2 separate regions of the Mus musculus genome follow, and region 2 is linked to region 1. Evidence: chromatin loops called from intact Hi-C (ENCODE). Cell type or tissue: left cerebral cortex. All regions are shown on one strand.

Region 1 (8,000 bases):
CCTTTAAATTCAGCAAACAATGACCAACTTAAGATTATAAATGAACAATAGCAATAACTAGTACTCTCCAGTATATTCAGCTTTAAGCCTCACAAAGGGCTAGGCTAAGAGTCCGGTATCAGAAAAGAGACCCTGGTGAATCTCAAAACTTCCATACCTTTTAGGAAAGGAGCTTTAGAAAATTTCGCTACCTCATTAGTTGCTGTGAGGATTAAATGAGATAGTATACTAAAAGTACCCAGTATAGTGCCTGCCATAGGTCATGTCACACTCATTAGAGTGGTTTCTAGATTCACACTATGGCTTAAGGGGAGGAGGGAGGAGGTAAAAGGTGTATAAGCATGAAGTAAATCTAATCAATTATAACCCTCATTGAATAGAACACTAAATTTTGAGTGGCAAGAATGCCCCATTTGCTTCTTTTTCTCTCTCCTGAAAACACTTTTGTCAATGATCACTTACATTCCCAAAAAGAAAAGATCAAATCATTGAGACTGCTATGGAGAAATAAAGGAAGGATTGGAAGACTAACCCATGTTGCTTGAATTCCAAAATAATTACATACTGATTTCTGTTCTTCCCTGAGGTGCCTGATGACAGACACAGGGAGGCACCTTCTCTGTAGAGCACCAGTCATTTTTAAAAGCTGCTCAGAGAACATCTGTGTCCTGTTTAAATCCAGAATAAAATTCTTAATGCCAATTTTAAAACCCCAAGAAGAAATATAAAAGGGAGTCATGCTTTTCCCCACATTGTCACTTGTGAAGTATAGAGGTTCCTCACTTTACACAAAATGTACAGCCCTAAAATATTGAATAATGAAAGATAAATTGTATTTTAACTGCATCAAAGGAACTACATAATTAAGACCTATAGTTATAAATTAAAATGAGAGAAAACTAAATTTGCTCAATATAAAATAGGTTGTGCATAGTACTTGAAAGATGTGAACACTGTTAGAAAGACATACGCTCATTTCCCACTCCCCCCATCCCTAGGGCTTTAACAAATAAATGACAGAGGAAAAGAATTTGCTCCTTTCCAACATACTCTTTAGAGAACTTGAAATTACAGGAATTGCTCTGCACATGCTTCCATGAACTTCACAGGGGCAAGAGTTCAGGGTCAGTACTCCTATAAAGAGCAGCTGTGATGATACCTGTTCCAACTGTTCAGGTGTCCACGGGTTGTCACCAATAACTCGTTTAGCTGCATAAAAGCTCATTCCTGGGGGAGGCTGTGGGATTCCAGAACCTCCCCCACTGTTTGAAGAAGAACCCTGTGATGATGATGATGAATTTTGGCGACTCTGGGATTCATTTAACACATATCTGAAAAGAAAATAAAACTTTAACTCTCTATAAAAGCATGTGAATTTGTGTATATCTACACATATATACATAAAACACTCACTCTGTCGTTGAACAGTATTATGCTAGAGCTGTGGTTCTTAACCTCTGGGTCGCACCCCCTTTGGGAGTAAAATGACTCTCTCACAGGTCACCTAAAACTATGGTAAAACACAGCTATTTACATTACCATTCATAATAGTAAAATTACAGTTATGAAGTAGCAACAAAAGTAATATCACAGTTAGGGGTCATCAAAACATGAGGAACTCTACTAAAGAGTCACTTTTAGCACCACTGTGCTAGAGCAACAACGAAAATAAAAATTTCCACGTAAAAATCACTTTTGTACTTATTTTGATTTTGAAGACAGAGTTTCTCTGTATAGCCCTGGCTGTCCTGGAAATCACTCTATAGACCAGGCTGGCCTGAAACTCAGAGATCCACCTGCCTCTGCTAGGATTGAAGGCATGCAGCAACACTGTCCAGCAATATAAAAAAAAATCTCAAAGGTATACATACATATATATATATACATATATATATATATATATATATATATATATATATATATATATATCGTCAGCAAATTAATCAGAAGAACCTATCACTCAAGGCAGTTATAAGTGAACTACAAAATGTTTATGCCATTTCCAGGTACATATTATTATCTGATAAGTTAGTTTACACTCACTACATTTTGATTTTTTAATGACAAATACAGACATATGCCTATTGACCCCACAAGGCTTATGGTTAGTATTGTTCTATGCTCCAAACAAAGCTTTTACGGTTTTTTCCCTTACTTTGTAACTCACATTAGAAAACTCACTGAAGCCTCTCACAAACTGCCTCCCATACAAGCATGTAACATTCTAAAAGTTAAAACTAAAGTAAAAGGCATCAGTCAGGGCCTGGCAAGATGGCTCAATGGTTAAAAGGCATTTGCCACACAAGCCTGACAACCTGAATTTAAGTCCTGAAACCCATTAAAGGTGAGAGACCCAACTCCACAGAACTGTACTTCACTCATACTCTGTACACATACAAAGAATAATAACAAAGTTTTAAAAGTAGGAAATTTTGAAAAAAAAAAAGAATTTTCTCATTATATATTCAAAGCTCCTTGTATGTGTCTCCTTGTTATTGTTATCTGACATACTTTTTAGCTTGTAGAATAGAAATAAGACCTCTAATAAATTTATTTTTCATCCAATTAAAACTATTATTCCTCATAATCATATTTATATTTTATACAAACATTAGTTGAAATCCCTTTAACTCTATACTGATATTAATTCTATACTGATAATAGATCATAATAGATACTAAAATTCTCATTAAAGAATGAGAAGCTTGGAAGCTGTATTGGTTTAAATGAGTTCCCAATTGCTGGCGCTTCTAGGGGAGATTATATCCCCATAGCCATAAGATGCAATTCTGCTGGACGAAGAAAAGTCACTGAGGGTGAGATATGAGAGTTTATAGCCTCACCCCACTTCCAGTTCACTATTTCAGCTTCTTGCCTGTAGTAAAGGCCCTGAAAAATCAAGCTATTAAACTAGAGGGGCAGAAGGAGAGCCAACTGGAAGAGAAAGAACCATACAGCCTTAACCTTCTCGTCTCTGCACTGAGGATAGATGCTATGCAACTCCATGTGCATGGTCGTCTATGTACATATACCCTCAAGATCAGGGGAAAACGGAGTAAAAGTAGCAGTTTAGAAACTATCTCTAGCAGCAAGACCAAATCAGTAGGCTAGTGTCAGACCACAATCTGGAAACCAGATTCAAAAGCCTGATAAAACACTGCAAGGGGCTGAAAAACCTTTAAGAAAGAGGAAGATGTCAACAATGTGATAAAAACACAAAGTACTACACAGGTAGTTCTTGGGGGCTATGAGGGACACAGAAAATAGAGCAAATATGTCTACACAAAATAAGAAATGTCTGTAGCAGACACCGAGTTGACATCTGGCCAGTAAGAGATATTTTCCAAGGTGACTTTGTTTCTCTGTAGAGAAATATCCTAAAGTACTGCATTATCTTAAAGAATAAGGTGGAAGTACTTGGAGGGGAGTATGAATCACTGAATACATGTAATGATGGCTACTGAGAACCCATGCTTCTAAGATGTGCTTTAAAATCTGTGCTAAAAATCAGGCAACTCTACAGCACTGTTTGAAGACATGAGAGGGATAAGCAGAGTCCAATGATACGCCTGTAGAATGTAAATCACATTTTGTACACTAAAGAAAGTGAATCAAAAAACAAAGCTATGAGAACAAAATTGTAGGAAGAGCCAAACAGATCCACTACTAAATGGTAGAAGTGCAAAAGAAATTCCAAGACATCAAGGAAAACAGAACAAGGAAAACTGGATATGATTTCCTGATTTCCTAAGGTACACAGAGCTAGGAGACTCAACATTTACTTCAGCTGGGGACTGGTGAAATCTAAAAATGACAACAGCATTACTATATCTATACAGCCAATATGTAGCAGAGCTGGACTTTAGCATTTAGTACTGCTGCAAATCCTCAGAGATGCATCACACATAAGCTGAGCCATTTAAAGTAGCATACAATTTCCACAGAGTAAACTCTCAAGACAACACTGCTTGGCTCTCTGTCATTTTTAACTCACCCGTAAGGCATCAGAAGGACATCTAGCATAAAGTCCAAGAGCAGCTGCACAGTCTTTGGTTTCTCAGCAAGATTAAAAGGAGAAGCTGACTTTGATGATTCAGCCGGGTACTTCATGTGAAAAAGAGTTGGTATTAAAAGATGCATTAAGCTGAAAGAAAAATTAAATTTATTGCAGCTAGTTTATAAATCGATTTTTATACACGCAAATAAAAGATATACTTAATACAAATTGGCAATTATATCAGGAGCTATTCATTTTTTATACCAATTAGGGACAAAGTCTTAATTTAGGGAGTAACCTTGATTTCCTAGTCCCTAGTACTCAGGAAGCAGAAGCAACTAGATTTCTGTGAGTTTAAGACCAGCCTGATCTACAGGGTTAGTCCCAGGATACCCAGGGCTACACAAAGAAACTCTGTCTCAAAAAATGTAAAAATACAAATTAAAAAGACTCAAATATTAAGCTGGGCATGGTGGTGGTACATGCTTTTAATCCCAGCACTCAGTAATTTGAGATCAGGCTGGCTAACAGAGCAAGTTCCAAGACACACAGAACTACACAGAGAAACTGTCTCAAAATAAAACAAAAACAAAAACAACAAATCTCAAAGATTTGAACAAAGATCTCAAAGTATTAAGTGATAACTGGCTCTTAGCCAACATGGTTCATCACTTTAAGAATCTAGAAAAATGTATATAAAATAAACTTGATTTTACCAGAAGGTTACCAGAAGGTTCATGTTACATTTTAGATAAAAGTAAAGTTCAACATGTTCTTTCAATAAAAATTTGCTTCAATTATTAATTTCATTGTAAACACCTGTAGTCTTTTATTCAAGGCTTCTGAGGCCCTGCATTTGATCCCCAAGACCATTATCAAACAACTGATTGACTGATAAATAAACCAGAACTGGAAACTTTCTAATTGACAGATCTGAGATAAAGATATTTTCTCTAAGCCCACAAATAAATGATGTTATAAAAGGCCTTCATTTTTTTTCCAGTGCCTATATTACCCTATTGCTTCCAGAAATTGTTGAGAAATGTTTTATCCATCAAGACAGAAATGTTTTAATGAAAAATGTTCTTTTTAGTTATTTAATGCATGCGTGGGTATTTCATCTATATGCCAAATCTATACACAACAAAGATAGCCTAGTGCCCAGAGCCAGAAAAGGGTTCTGGACCCCCTGGAATTGGAGTTAACAAATGGCTGTGAGTATTATGTGGTTGGTAGGAATTGAACCTGGGTCATCTGAAAGAGCAGACAGTACTCTTAACAACAGTGCCTTCTCTCCAGATGAGATGAAAGGAAAACAAATCAATGAAATAGATTTTTAACATCACATAAAACAACCACTTTTAAAAAGACAACAAAAAACGTGAAGCAGTTAAATTTAGGAAAGTGTCAGTCTTACATATTTTTTTGTGTTCATATGAAGAACTTTATAATGCCACTAATAAAACAGTAACTAAAATATCATAGAAAATTCAACTATCCTTCAGGTAAACAAGCCCAAGCCTTTCCAGTTGCCAAGTAAAACCAGACTTGACCTGTATCTGAAAGGCAAAAGTTGTTGACTCTTACAGATGGGAACAGGTAAGCGAGGAAGCCTTACCTATCCTGCTGTGGCTGAGGTTTCCCTTCCATGGCAGTAAGAAGCGTAGGGGCCAGCTCACATTGTTTTTCCACTGGCAGGCGAGGATAGCCCATCTTAACATAAATTATAGTAAAATTCTAATGCAGTAAGAGAAGGCAAGTGAGTATGGAGGGAAAAATTCAATTACAGAAAGTTATTCTTATAACACAACCATCACAAGAATCATCCTCTGTTTATTACAGCTTCCAAATTACTCATCTCGGGGAAGACCCTAAGCACAACTTCTTTTTAAAGTCAGCTTTTTATGTAAAAAAGGTAACTTAACCAGAAACAGTCACATGTCAATTACTACTGCTAGGAAGAAAAAAGGCATTTAGCCTATCTAAACCTTTATAATACACATTATCAGCAGATCTCCCGGTTTGCTGCAATAACCCAAGATCACATGTTAACAAATCCCAAGCTTCCATTTCACAGGTCAATTACTAAAACCATCTTAGGAACTGCAGCACTATGTGGTCCCTCAATCCAGTAACAACTCAGCAATGGATGGCAGGTAATCCAGGGAAACTGAGGGCTGCAGATGTTATCCGTAGCACTATATACAACCTTTGCAAAATTTACAACTCAAGTAAACTCATGAGTATAAATCCAGATGTAGAAATAAGATAGTTGCTAATCTGAAGGATTCTTCACAGAAATGAACAGGCATCAGAAGGCCTTCCTTCTATTTGGCATAGATATTGACCTCAATATTTGTATTTGGTTAAAGGAAAGATACTGTCTTATAATGAAATTATATGTAGAAAATAGACACAGCACCTCCAAATAAAACTGTGACTCCTGATAAAACAATCTGGGAAATTTTGCCCCACTGTGAAAAATTACAAGAGCCAGAAAAAAACACTATCTGTCATCATATAACATCAACATTTTTTAAATTTTGTTTTCATGAAACGGAATGAAGAGGAATACTTGCCAGTCTCAGATTTACTCCACTACAAAAAAGGATAGCTTCTGAGTACACACATCAGAAAGAGTATTGCTAACTCTTCTCTCTTTTCAGATTTATCTCAGATACTAAGAATCAAATTACTGTTACTTACATAAAAGCAATTACATGCATTGGGTAGGGGCCTGGCTCAGTAGAAGGTTTACCTTGCACGCAAAGGGCCCCTGGCTTAATCCCCAGTTCCAAGTTGTTTTTAGAAAAGTATACATATTATAGAGTACCAATGTGACATTTAAATCTATGTATACATTATATGTTGCTTCTATTAGGTTAAACATACCCTTAAATATCTATCATTCCATTAAGGCAAGACCTTGAAAGCCCTTTTTCTAGCTTTCTGTAAGTTATTTTGTTGTTTCAGAGTTCATATTCAAGAAGAGCATCCCATAATTTGTTCAGGCTATTCTTGAACTTCTGAGCTCAAGCAATACTCCTGCCTCAACCTAACAAGCCAAAGGAACTGCAATCCTACACCACACTGGGCGCCTGTAAACACCTGTTTGCAGAAAGTACCCATTACCTACAGTCATTCCAACTGCGCAAGCACAGCACATCACAAGTTCCTGTTCTCTAGACTTAGTACCTAGCAATTAATTTTCCCCCAACTTCTGATAATCGGTACTCTACTCTTAATGTCTTTGATATTAACTTGTTCAGATTCTGTATAAGTAAAATCATTCTTTTTTATATTAAATACCTCACAGTCATTTCACCAACATTTCTTTGCCCAATAAATGGCCATTCATTACCATGTTCCTATAACTTCTTTGAAGCAGCATTACCTGTGAATCAGTACTCCATGAAAAAATAACACAGCATTAAAAAAAAAAAAAAAAAAAAAAAACAACTGTTTCAGTTAGGTATGGTCTAAGAATGAAACTTTTAAGTTTGCCAATAAACATTGATGGCATCAACTAAACACTGAGAAGACTGACGTAAACCCCCCTCCCCGCAAAAAAAATTCCAAACTAACTCTCACCGTGACAAAGGAAACTGCAGCAGGGTCCTGGTACTGAACCAATAGTGTTTCTACTGGAAGCTGTATTTTGGGGCGGCTTTTTATACGTTTATTCAGATGGACCAGCAGTTCCATTACCTAAAACAAAGACAGAACTAGAATTATCAATTATATCTTAAAAATAAATTCATTTCTTAGACATTACTTGTCTTAGTGGAAAGTAGCTACTTCTTTCTTTTAAGGAACATAAAGTTTATAACGCAGAAAGGGATGTATCAGAATCAGAAACACAGTATCTGCATTTTGCAAGATACCAAGATTATTACAATGTAAAATATAAGATTCTACTGTCTCTAGATATACTTGGTTGGCCAAATAGGCGTACTTGTAAGAAAATGTAGTAGGAACACTGAGTTCTAGGGAATAAATTTCA
Region 2 (8,000 bases), 60 kb before region 1:
AATAAAACAATTTAAAATGTTTCCACCAAAACAATATACAGCTTATTTAGTTAATGTCTAAATTTAGAATGATTAAAAAAAAAAAAGGTACCATCTTTCTCCATGTACCAGCCATTGAGCTTCTGTAGCAGTTTCTCAGTGCTGCTATCCCGTGAAGTCTGAAAAGCAAGCATTCTTACTCATTTCTGTATAATTACCAGAGTTGTGCTTAACTGAATAAGAAAGTTAACTCACCCGAACTAAATGGCCCATGGCAAATGCACAGGATTTCTGAATTACACTGTTCCGATCTGTCAGACCACTAAGCAAAGCACTCATAAGTTTACCTACAGAAATAATAAATTCAGTCAATTGTGTGGTTGGCCAGATATTATGTTATATTCCTAGGACTAAAACCCCATAACCCTGAAATTAATCAGGTTTACTGCATAGTAGGTTAGGTCTTTTAAATATTATTTGTGCTACCTCCTTTCTTTATTTCATTTAAATCAAAAATTAAAATTTAACTTCTGTCCAGAATATTGTGAAAAAGGTACAAAAATGAGAGGTAGATACAAAATCCCACCTAGAAGCCTATCTAGAAGGGGAATTTTTAGAAAAGCACTCATGCAAAATTAGCTATGAACAGTTACAAAGTTCTGCAGAATGAAAGGTACTTTTACATCTTTATGCACTGACAAACTTAGCTGATGACACAATAAAAGTCTGCTTACAGAATGATTGGGTCAGAGATTTCAGTAGAGGCAAAGCAAGCCAACATCACCCAGTAATTTTCTTTTTAAAACTCTGAAAGAGCCAGGCAGCAGTGGTGCACGCCTTTAATACCAGCATTCAGAAAGCAGAGGCAGAAAGATCTCTGAGATCAAGGCCAGCCTGGTCTACAGAGAGAGTTCCAGGGCAGCCAGAGCCACAGAGAAACCCATCTCAAAAAAACAAAAACAAGATTTAAAAAAAAAAAAAAAACCAAAAAAAAACCCTCTGAAATAACCAATCATGAAACAGTGCTCCTACACATATCAAACTCACCTGAGTAAGGTGTCAGGTCCTGGGGACACTGAGTAGTTAAAGACACGATGACACTGGCACAGCCCCCCTTTAAGGTCACAAAAACAAAGGTCTAAATTTGATGTCTCTATGCACTACCAAACTACTACTTTTAGGCATTAATAATTTAAAGATAAAACATATGAAATCTAATAGCCCCTCTGGGATTGAATATAGAAAAAAGAAAAACACCGAAAGAGAAAAGGGGACACCATGAGATTTGGGCTAAAACAACAACTAAAATTTAACAGTAGGAAAAAAATAAGCAGATGAAGGGAGTATCTGACCTTTTTAAGATTCTCAAACAAACAAATGGTATTTTTCTATCCAAACATCTATTAAACCTTACATGAAAACTTCTAATACTGTCTAAAATGATTACTGCTTTAACAGATAAGTGAGCTTGTCCATTAACCGGTAGTATCAGAAAATTTAAGAGCACTCTCATGGTAACCATAAAAGATTGTACTAAAAACAGCAAGACAAGCAGAGCATGATAACATGTAAGCATGACAGTACACAACAAGATACTTGTAATCCCTGCACCAGGAAATACAGGCAGAACTATCAAAAGTTCCAAGTCATCCTCCCAGTATAGGAAGTTTGAGACTAGTCTAAGCTATAAGAGACCTTATCTAAAATAAATACATACATACTTTAAAATCAGTTACACAGTTTAGGCTACTCATGTAACCATAGAAACAAAATATTTAACATGCACTATGGTTTAACAGAAACATTAACTTTTTGTTGTTGTTTTTGTTTTCGAGACAGGGTTTTTCTGTGTAGCCCTGGCTGTCCTGGAACTCACTCTGTAGACCAGGCTGGCCTCAAACTCAGAAATCTGCCTGTCTCTGCCTCCTGAGTGCTGGGATTAAAGGCGTGCGCCACCACTGCCCGGCCAGAAACATTAAGTGTTAAACATGGTGGTCATTTTTTGTTGTTTAAAAAACTTATCACAAACACATATTTGCTCTTATAAAAGTACACTTCTATGGACTAGGAAGATGGCTCAGTAGGTGAAGTATCTACTGTGCAAGCATGAGGACCCAGGATCACATTAGCATCCACATACAAATCTGGGTTCATATATCTGTAGTCTTAAGAACTGTGGGGGCAGGAAGAGCTAGATTCACTGAGCTTGCTGGCAGCCAGCCTAGGCAATCAGTGAGCACCTTGTTCAGCAATAGAATCTTTCTCAAAAGATAATGTGGAAAGCAATAGTGGGAGATACCCAAAAGGTAAAACTAAAATAAAGATACTCTTGTCCTCCACATGCATGTGCATAAACACCAATATACCCCCCCACACACACACACACAAATCTTACCTTAGTCCCAAGACCTACACCACTTCTGATCAGCTCACATAGCCTAGGAACTAGTTCACCTAGCACCGAAACATCAAGATATTGCAGGCACTTTGAGAAAAGAATAAATATAAAAGTAAGCCTAAACAAGTAAGTCAGTACCATATCTTTATTTAAAAACTACCTATATCAAAATATGAACCTACTAGTTTTAATAGAAAGTTGAAAATCACTGGTTTGATTTTGCTCTGGAAAAATTAAACTACTACAGTACTACAAACAGAAAATTCACTCACTGATGGTTCAACATTAAAAATAGAAAAACAAAATAATGAAAAGCATTAATTTACTAAGAGGAAATAAATGGTTACCTCTCTTTCAATCCCCCTCTATCAATCTATGGCAAATGCAAATTACCTAGATTAAAACTGACCTTCCAGACTAAGTCGAGCCTACTAGACCCCAAATAAGTCAGTTTCTTAGATGATTTTACCACAGCCTGTTATATTTTTTTAAAATACGGGCACACACTTCATTATTTATGAATATTTCCAAATGATGCTTGCTAAATACTTCTCTCATTTGCCCCAATAGTAAAACTAAAACATACGACTCTTAGCAGTCCCCATTGGACACTAAAACCTGACTTTTGTCCCATTTGTGATCTGCTTAGCAAACAGTTTCTGGTAGCTTGCAAGCTCTTAATAATCACTACAGGAAATGCCCAGAAGGTGACTCTGCAAAGACTCCCAGAGCCTCAAAGTGCCACGAACTCTTCACTACGTTTCCAGCATCTGAAAGATATACATCACTATGGCTCAATTCCTGCTGCCCACCTTCTGTGCTACTTCATTAAAATCTCTCTGATCTCACACCTTCATAATCTTTAACAAAGAAATTTCTCAAGCAGAGATAGGCGGAAGATGATGATAATAATAAAAATAATAATAAAATAACATTACTGAACCTAAAATAAGACCAAAATTAATAGATACGAGTTATACATAGATCTACTAATATGTTGTTTTTAATCTAACACAAAATTTGACAAATTCTGCTATTCAGAAAATTTACTTTTATTACTGGTTAAGAAAAATGTCTATAAATATGCAAAATTTGTATATGCCAGTTAAAAACTTAAGAATTTTGAAAGAAACAACTGTAGTCACAGTATTTTATCAACATAGCCCCTTAGGTTTGTCTCATGTTACACAGCATGAGCTCTTCTGGAGAACTGTACTCAAAGAGATGCAAAGGGGTTGTATTTCAGTTGTGTTTGGAAACTCACCATGTTGATTGTCTCCATCATGGGAGAGGATTTGGCAGCACTGAGTCGAGCACTGTCCATTACATCCTGAAAAGCAGAAGCTCAAGATACTCAGAATATTCAACTAATTATGAATTAGCCATAGAAACACTAATTAAAGGGTTTTATTTCCAAACTAAAGGCTTTTAAGTAAACAATCAATATGTAAATCAGATGGAAGTCAAATTCTAATTTCCGCTGACCTTCCTTAACAATTTAACTGTAAAGTTAGCATATCTCTAAAAATCAGAAATTTAGACAAGAGTTAAAAATAAACAAAATATGAGGGCTGGTGGTGCACCTCACTAGTAGTTTAGCATGAACAAGGCCCTGGGATCAATCCCTTCTGTTACAAGAAATTAAGTAACAATGTATTTATTAATAAAGATACTATGGCTCTAAGCAAGCTATTCAGCATTCTTTAGTTCCAGGTTCTCTATCCACTTAAAAAGAGAATATATTGCGTTTCTACATAATGTTTAAAACATTGTCAAAAAAAACAAAAAAACAAAACAAAATTGGGTGTTTGTATAATCCACTTAATCCTTTAACTTTATTATGTGGATTCATATTTACAATGATAGTTTGATCAAAATTACACTAGGGGAAAGGTTATTACTATCCAGAGAGTAAGGCACAAAAACGTAATTTGCTGAGGTTCACAAAAAGATGGATAGAATTTATGTCCCCTAATTTTTAATACTAGTAAACATTTTATAGCAGGTGGCAAGTCTAGTGAAACAGGAAAGAATGCCCAGTAAAGAAGAAACAACAGTATTAAAAGGCAAATGAAAAGGGTAATTTATAAGAGTAGATTATAAAAATTAACAATCAAACAGTGAACTGAGAGAACACACCCACATTACATATTATATAGGCCTAATCATCCCACTAAACAAGCATAAATATTAAAAACTAGGTATAAAATAGAAACGAAATTCAGAGAAATATATAAATGGTTAACAAGAGTTATAAAGTATAAGGATAGGCATGTGCAAATGACTGTGCATGTTCACAAAAGGCAAAGTTACAGAAAAGTATCAAATGTGGGTGCTAAGAATCGAACTCCAGGGACTGGAGAGATGGCTCAGTGGTTAAGAGCACCGACTGCTCTTCGGAAGGTCCCGAGTTCAAATCCCAGCAACCACATGGTGGCTCACAACCATCCATAATGAGATCCGATGCCCTCTTCTGGTGTATCTGAAGACAGCTACAGTGTACTCACATATAATAAATAAATAAGTCTTAAAAAAAAAAAAAAGAATTGAACTCCAGTCCTCTGTAAGAGTAGGTAACTGCTAGGATATCTCTTTAGATCCAAAAGTTAGGGATTTAGCTCAGTGGATACAGTTCCAAGCAAAAGGTCTCAGTTTGGGCAGGTGGGAGGAGATGAGCAGACTGGAACTAGGAGAGTATAAAGAGATAATGTACAATGTATGTAAAAAAAAAAAAAACATTCAAAATATAACACTACAGCTCTCACACCTATGGACACTTGATCTTTGACAAAGAAGCCAAAACCATCCAGTGGAGAAAAAAAAGCATCTTCAACAAATGGTGCTGGTCTAACTGGCAGTCTTCATGTAGAAGAATGCAAATTGATCCATATTTATTAACAAAGCTCGAGTGCAAGTAGAACAAGGACTTCAACACAAAAGCAAATACACTGAATCTAATAAAAGAGAAAGTGGGAAATAGCCTTGAACACATTGGCAAAGGGGAAAATTTCTTGAACAGAACACCAATGGCTCAGGGTCTGAGGTCAACAATTGATAAATAGGACCACTTGAAACTGGAAAGCTTCTTTAAGGAAAAGGTTACTAGGATAAAACAGCAACCAATAGATTTTGAAAAGATTCTCAAGTGGTGATTTTGTTTTTAAATTGGCTATTTGGGGGGTTTGTGACTTATAAATATGAAAGAATTTTAAAAGCCCCTAGGAAACCGTTCATTGAGGAGGCCTCTAGGGGATTCCTTTCTATCCTTCCCGGTAATAACTGATCAAAGACAACAGAGCAACTTCAGATCAAAGTCTACATGTAAATTTTTACTTAGGCATTTTGTAGATGGTTAGTGATCATACCTCAGCAGTACTTACCAATATACTTCTGCTATCAACTTACCTTTTCTTGTTCTGTAGCCCGGAGACTCAAATAATTGAGAACTTGAGGCTCCAACACACTTAAGGACTCTAAGAGTGCTGGTATGAGTTTGGGTGCGTGTGGTTTCAACATGGCTCCTGCACTTTTGCTGATCTTCACAAGAGTGTTAATGCTAGACACACAGAAAACACCATCTCATTCCCTTCACCACAAATGAGAAGGCCTACAATCTAATCACGAGGATGGTTTGCACTTGTATTCAGGTATATACTCATGGCTCAAAGCCTAACTTGGCAACTGGAAAGTAGGGTTTCTCATCTCTTGGCACTTAAAAAATTACAGATTTGTCTTGCAATGTTTTGCTTGAGACAGTTTCTCTGAATAACCTGTCCTGAAGCTTGCTCTGTAGACCAGACTGGCTTCAAACTAATAGAGATCTGACTGTTTCTGCCTTTCAAGCACTGGGATTAAAGGCATGTACTGCCATCATCCGGCAATTACAGATATTTTTAAGCAAGCATACATACACATAGAGGGGTGAAAAAAAAATGATAGTTTGCTAGAATCCAAATTCAGAGCTCAAAGTCTATCCACTACCATCTTCAATCTAACTATCTTTTTCCTTTCTTTTCTTTTTTTTCTTTCTTTCTTCCCCCTTCTTTCCTCCCTCCCCCTGTTCCTTCCTTCCTTCCTTCCTTCCTTCCTTCCTTCCTTCCTTCCTTCCTTCCTTTCTCCCTTTCTTTGTCTTTCTCAGACAAGGTTTCACTCTATACAGAACTGGCTAAACTAGAACCTGCTATTTAGACCAGGCTGGTTTTGAACTCACAGATATCTGATGGCCTCTATATATGAGTTAGTAGATTTAAAGGCATGTGCCATCACACCCAGCTTGATTCTTGAAACTTTCAGTCCCAGTCTTTCTCTTGTTTTCTCATTTAACTGTACTGATCCTATTTCAGCTGTGTTATTTAGCATATCATATATATATATATATATATATGTATATATGTATATATATATGTATATATACACATACATACATATATATATATACATGTATACATATATATACACACACACATACATACACACACTAAACCAAGTAAAGGTTCAATTATTTTAAAAATATGGCTTCTGCCAGTAATGCCAACATTCTGATGTATGAGGCCAGAGGATCACTAGTTTGAGGCCAGGCTGAGCTACTATATAGCAAATATGGGTAGACTTTGCCTCTGAAACCATGCAAGGCTCTTTCATAAGCAATGCTGAATATATCCTATCCCACCACATCAGAATGCACATCCTGTTGTGTCCTTTTATCCTATTAGAGTATAGTATAGTATAGAGTTCAGGTTTGGAAAGCCTGAACCATCATTAATTTCCACATTTGCCTTTTAGCTAGTAGATTTAGAAGCCATTAATAGTCACCATATATACTAGTTTTCCAAGGACAGTTGGTTATACTCAACAAGCAAGGCCCTGAAGACATGAGGCATAACAGGAAGATGTGCACTTGCTAAGGAAAGGGGCCGATGCCAATAGAATAATATGCAACTCAGAATATTCGTCAAACTAAGGTCCCCATGAAATATGACTATAAAATACTTTAGCCCACATCTTTTCATAAATGCTTAAGTTACCTCAACGGATTCTCCTCAGCCCATTTTTCTTATGTTTAGGAATCTAACATTCAAGAGAACACATTTTCTACAAACTGGCTAGAAACTAAGTAATTCCAGTACATTCACTTCAACCAAACCACACCTGAGGGCTCGGACTTCCGTCACAGGACTCATCATTCCTTTGTCCAGAAGGCAGGGCAGGAGGACAGCAATGGTTCTCTGGCCAGCTGCTCCTTTGGCAGGGTCACACATTTTCACACAAACCTCACATACAAAGAGCAGGGACATTAGTGAAGCTGGCCTCACAACTATTAAAGCATTTCTCTGACAAAGTGTTTTTGTTTTTTTTTTAATGTCACTATCAGCAATGAAAAATAAGTTTACTTTCTATGCCACTATGGCGGTTGTAGGGAGATAGAGGAATGACCAGTATTGAGTCCAAGAGGACTGCTGTATCTAAACAAAGAACCTGATGATAATTCTATTCTTTAATTTTTGACTTTCTAATTTGTAGAGTGAGAAACAAAGGAGCTAAAAATATGGTGAAAAATATTTAAGAAAGCACTTTTTAAAAATGTTCTGTGTATATAACCATTTCATCACTACAGATTGCAGGA

The links. A loop is a pair of places that touch in the nucleus more often than their neighbours do. Peaks named below come from ENCODE experiments on the same cell type or tissue, not always from the same donor. Only the 100,000 strongest peaks of a DNase experiment are listed, where the experiment ranks them.
Region 2: a loop joins it to region 1, with 2.2 times the contacts of the local background. A loop is called at or near these places in 2 of 42 quality-filtered maps.

The regions. Positions count from the first base shown.
Region 1 is chr4:58,871,430-58,879,429 of GRCm38, forward strand. It overlaps Ecpas (Ecm29 proteasome adaptor and scaffold), which reads right to left. Exons shown (of 49, transcript NM_172381.3): 3 at 7,589-7,705; 4 at 5,616-5,734; 5 at 3,995-4,144; 6 at 1,160-1,331. Among named protein-coding and RNA genes, the nearest start is that of Ecpas, 37 kb to the right of the region's middle. In left cerebral cortex, no CTCF peak of the experiment used is centred here; a DNase peak (open chromatin) is centred at 3,952.
Region 2 is chr4:58,811,618-58,819,617 of GRCm38, forward strand. It overlaps Ecpas (Ecm29 proteasome adaptor and scaffold), which reads right to left. Exons shown (of 49, transcript NM_172381.3): 34 at 7,526-7,647; 35 at 5,783-5,933; 36 at 3,642-3,707; 37 at 2,375-2,464; 38 at 1,027-1,093; 39 at 235-326; 40 at 92-158. Among named protein-coding and RNA genes, the nearest start is that of Olfr267, 30 kb to the left of the region's middle. In left cerebral cortex, no CTCF peak of the experiment used is centred here; no DNase peak of the experiment used is centred here.